Regions from separate parts of the Mus musculus genome. Here region 2 is linked to region 1. The links are chromatin loops, found by intact Hi-C in ENCODE. Cell type or tissue: left cerebral cortex. All regions are shown on one strand. Region 1 has its middle 48 kb from the start of Gm26044. Region 2 overlaps Gabra2 (gamma-aminobutyric acid (GABA) A receptor, subunit alpha 2).

Region 1 (2,500 bases):
AATCTGATCTTCATGCATTATATTTTGATCTGATTGGCAAAATTGACTGCAATGTTGGAAAGATAAAGGCTCTTTAATAAATTTATACAATCTGATTCCTTCCAGTGGGAAGAATATAACTATACATTAGATGAATATATCAAACTATATTCAAGACAGTAATTGCCTAACTCATGTGTCTCTGGCTGTGTTCTATGTATTTGGAATGCTCTGATGGTAAAAATCTCTATTTTCATGGGTGTCATGAAGGTGGATAAATAAACGACAGACAAGTAGACATTTCTGGTTTCTTTAACAATTCAGTTGTGTTGTGTAATGTTTTTCTAAAACTGTGTCACATGATATTTTTCTGGAAGCTGTCTTGTCAGAGGGCCTTTGATGTTTTGCTGGAAACAGACTCTTGAGAGGGCGTGTGATGTTTAGAGAGAATATAAATGGACCCCACAGACATTAAAAGGATGCTCTCCCATATCTACACTGTGAAACGCTTTGCTATTTCCCTTGTCTTTGCTGGTGTTCACTGGTCTTGCTTCTTTGCTGGTTTTCACTGGTCTTTGCTGGTCTTGATTTCATAGAGAGAAATGCACCAGAGAGCATCCTGTAATATCCCTGCTGATACTGGCTGCTTCCACCAACTCATGCCACTTGGCCAGAGCCTTGCTTCCTCTGCTGAATTGTGCTGCTGATACAGATTCATGGTTAGTGTTTACTATTGAAGTGGACTGCTGGTTATCTGATGATGAAGAGTAGAATTTCCCCCAAAGAACTATCACTAAAGAAAAATCCACAACCCCCTTTTCCTATGAACTTTTTTTTCTCCCCTGCTCCTGGTCAGTGAGCTATAATGGAGGTTAAAGCATTTCAGAACACTAAATAAAATAGGTTTTGTAAATTCTAAGCCTACAAGTGTGTCTGGTATAGCAGAAGATGGCTGGAGTTGTGTTGTTTAGGTTAGATCTCTATTTATTCAGTTCATGAAGATTATCGAAGTCACCAGCACTAGAACATAAAATATAGTTTTATTATTTACTTTGCTCTCTGTCCTAAGAGGAAAACTGGGCTCATCCAGGTACCACTGTGAAGTGTGATTAGCTGAGTTCTTAAGGAACTATTTTGCCTGTACCTCCCACAGGATGGCAGTATAGGACAAGACAGGAAATTTCCTTGCCCACCTGACCTGCTACTGACACTTTCAGGAAGGCTGATATGTGTATTTCCAAAGCCTTCTGCAATCTGCTAATTGTATTCATGGAATCCATCCATGCCTTTTCACCCCTGTGGGAACATGGAGAGTATGAAAAAGCCACATCCCCTTTCCGAATGGACACAAGGCATTTAGTCATTCAAAGTAGAAATAAACATTTCTCAAAATGCTGGTCATGTTTCCTTTAAATAAAGTGTTTTTTCTTTTTCTTTATAATATGATTAAAAACAAGGTACATACATTAAAAGATCAATTATGAGCTAAGAGCTGACTCAATTCTTTGAGCTGCTGCTGATTCAGCCTAACAAATGCCAGGCTGTCTGGGAGTCAGGACTTCTTGTGCTTTTAGCAATCTCTTATGAGACTTAATGTCAGACATTCATTAAATGTTGGTATCTGGAGGAAGATTCTATTACTTGTAGTAAGACAAATTAACATGGGAATCAGAGTCACCAAGGTCTCCTTGATAGAAAGTGCAGACAGGTCAACTTTCACCAAGGAATTCCAGGCACAGCTAGGCAGACAGGTGGCTCTTTTGGCAGGAGTGTGGGAAAAGAAACATTTGGCAGCAAGAAATAGACAAAGCTCTAGGAAATTTGTCTATGTCTAGGTAATAAATAAGGGTCTTAGTCACCTGAATAAGGCTTAGTCTTCAGATATGGAAATAACCACTTTTTTTTAAATGGCATATCCCCAACTAGCATGCTCTACGTATAGAATACTAAGATGCCCATCCTCTCTAATTGTCTCATGGAGAGGCTCAAGACAGCCAAGATGGAGTTGGATACATATTTTGAACAGATGGATGGAGGCTAAGACCAGACAAATGCTAACAGACCGTTAGGCCATGCCACTGATAATGTCTGCTTAAATAGCCTTGGGCTAAGCTTGGCATATTAACTTCTAATTACAAGAAATCCCTTTTGTAGCTCAGCAAGGGTTAGGGTTCATTGTCTTTCCCAGTACTACGCAGAGCAGCCAGCAGTAGATGGCGTCTTGTCTGTCCAACTAGAATGCTTGGCTGACAATGGAAGAAAAAATAGCATTCATAAAACAGGGTTTCTAAAAGTCTGGAGCTGAGCAAGTTGAGCCTATCCTTATCTGTGGCAGATCCTTTACTATAATCTTGTTAAAAGTTACACAAAAGTTGGTGCATTATAAACCAGTATCGTGAATTTGGACAACAACATAGAGGGTTCTCAAGAAATTATACTATAACAACCATCTATATACCTTTACCTATATCCTGATACATCTATACTCCTGGACATATTCTAATGGTCTCCATACAATAAC
Region 2 (2,500 bases), 1.4 Mb after region 1:
CAATTAAGCATTGCAATAATTATGTGTACATGGGCATATTTATCATATATAGTTTTTAACTAACATTTTAAGTAACATATCTATATGTGTACAAATAGGCAAGCATTTAACATTGTTAAAACTCATAAGTAACAATATCTTGGCTTGGGATATTTTTATCAGTCCCATCCCTATGCTTACTTGTATCTAACTTTAGTGTCACTTAACAATCCTGAACACTAATTGGCATTTAACACACTAGCCTCCTCTAATTTCGATAACTTCTTAGATTTAAAAAACATTTTTTTTTACTTGAAAATTGTTGTTGAAGCCTGAAATTCAACTGTTTCAACTTTGTAAAGTAGGATTACAGCCACTACATATTTGCAACATCTTTATTTCTCTGATTATTGTGTAATCTATGCTGATCTGAAGATAGGCATTTGTAAAAGTGATAATTTAGTAGCATTTGATGCTACACAGGCACAGCAGATAAATAATACAAATATATATTCTCTGCATAGAAAACAGGATGTTTCCAATAATTTAACTATAAAACTGTTCACACACACACACACACACACACACACACACACACACACACATCCCTATATGAATATGGGCACTCTACACAATATATAGCTAAATAGGTTAGACATGTGCAAAGGGACGTTATAATGTTTATTTTGTTTTTCTTACTTTTCATTCTGTAGGACTTCAAAGACTTGACAATTTCTTCATGCATAGAGTGCATTAAGATGAGCACCTTACCTTTAACTTGTAAAGCCATTGTATTTTGAAGGTTTAAAATAAAGGAAAACTATTTTTACCTCCCAGTCCTGGTCTAAGCCGATTATCATAACCATCCAGAAGTCTGTCTAGAATTCTTGTAAAGATGGTGATGTTATTTTTAGCCTCATCTTCTTGGATGTTAGCCAGCACCAACCTAAACAGATAATTTTACACATTTGTATATATCATATATGTACATACAGTGTTTGGCTAAGCGCCAAAATGCTCTTTCTCCTTGATCTGAATTTAACTTAATTTAAGGCTCCTTCAGCCATTAGTGACATACATTTCTTTCTCTTTTTCACTCTATAAATAGCACTAAACTTGCTGGGAAGGTAAGTATTCTGTTTCAAAAAAGAAACAGTAAATATCAAAAGAATAATGGTAACACCTTTGAGACTTCTAGCATTTGTTATTCTGTATGAGCTATAATCTTAATGTCTCCTCTTTAGAACACACCATATTTGTTGATTCTCATATGTAGGCATTATCAACAAGATTGCTTTGCAATTAGATGAATGAAATAACTAGAGAAACTTCTGAAGTAATTCTTCAGTGTTGTGACTATTAATTGGAAAATAAACTGTTATCTTGGTGGCACAAAAATTCCCTGTCATTCTTATACATAGCATTCTTGTTCTCTTATGTCTTTCACAGTTTTAGATGAAAGTAATTTCCTCACTTGGGATATACCTCCACCCAATGGCCAAGCATAATATAGACATCAGGGGAACTCCACTGGCAGGTTGCCAAGCTCCAGTGTAGCCAGGAGATGGAGATGGGGTCTGAAGGCAAGAGCAACACACACCCTCACAGACTCTAAGAAGGCCAGGTCCTTTGAGTGGTCTCAGAGAAGTAATAAGGGGCTACATAAAGATAAAAGTGTCCAGTTAGCCTTTCTCTGGTGATAAATTTGTGGCAAGAAAAGGGGTCTTAAAACACCCCTAGCAAAGCTTTAGAGGCAGTGATTTTTCTTCATGATTTCTCCATCATAAAGCCAGAAACCTGATTTTGTGACAGCAATTTGGTCAAATAAACTGAATGTATAAAACAGAGTGTCCCCTCTCATTGCCATTTTTTCTCGGAATGATTCAGAGATTTAAATTACTGTCCCCAAAAAGGAATCATTTATATAATAGAATAAAATACTGCCATGAACATTATTGGGTCAAATATAGAACAGAAAATGAGTAGAGTGATATTTAGTTAAGCTGTCAGCACTGGGTCTTGGGTCTTATTCATTGATAAGTGAATGCCTAAGCCTTTAAAGTCAGGGAGTGTGTGTACTTCCATTCTAGTCAATATATATCATATAAAACATCAGCGACAGAGACCATTTACATTTAAATGAATGCAGAACCAGAAGCTAACAATACTTATAATACACCAAAATTGGCAATAAACTTCAAGCTGGAATTTTGAAGAACAGAGGGAGTGTTGAAGTGTGGACATGAAGATGGACATCTTCAAGTTATGTAAGAATATCAATTCATATACTCTACCTTCAAAAGTTTCTCATTCTAATTTTTAAAGCCAGTCCCTAAGATAGTCACAAGAGTCTAGCTGAAGTGTTTCACCTGAGGTGTTTGTTTCTCAGTTATAGTTCAGATTATCTTTCTAAAGTCAATATTTAGTCATAGATGGCATTTCCCAGTTAAGTGAAGTATTTCCAAACAGATTTCTTTTCTGTTCCAAAATATCTTAAACATTATTTTGTTAGAACTCATAA

Evidence for each region. A loop is a pair of places that touch in the nucleus more often than their neighbours do. Peaks named below come from ENCODE experiments on the same cell type or tissue, not always from the same donor. Only the 100,000 strongest peaks of a DNase experiment are listed, where the experiment ranks them.
Region 2: a loop joins it to region 1, with 13 times the contacts of the local background. A loop is called at or near these places in 6 of 42 quality-filtered maps.

Annotation. Positions count from the first base shown.
Region 1 is chr5:69,703,285-69,705,784 of GRCm38, forward strand. No RefSeq gene overlaps it. Among named protein-coding and RNA genes, the nearest start is that of Gm26044, 48 kb to the right of the region's middle. In left cerebral cortex, a CTCF peak has its summit at 1,129 (motif pointing right); DNase peaks (open chromatin) are centred at 1,150 and 1,629.
Region 2 is chr5:71,091,163-71,093,662 of GRCm38, forward strand. It overlaps Gabra2 (gamma-aminobutyric acid (GABA) A receptor, subunit alpha 2), which reads right to left. Exons shown (of 10, transcript NM_008066.4): 3 at 810-925. Among named protein-coding and RNA genes, the nearest start is that of Gabra2, 3.4 kb to the right of the region's middle. In left cerebral cortex, a CTCF peak has its summit at 1,469; DNase peaks (open chromatin) are centred at 954, 1,515 and 2,091; H3K4me3 peaks cover 1,551 bases; H3K27ac peaks cover 976 bases.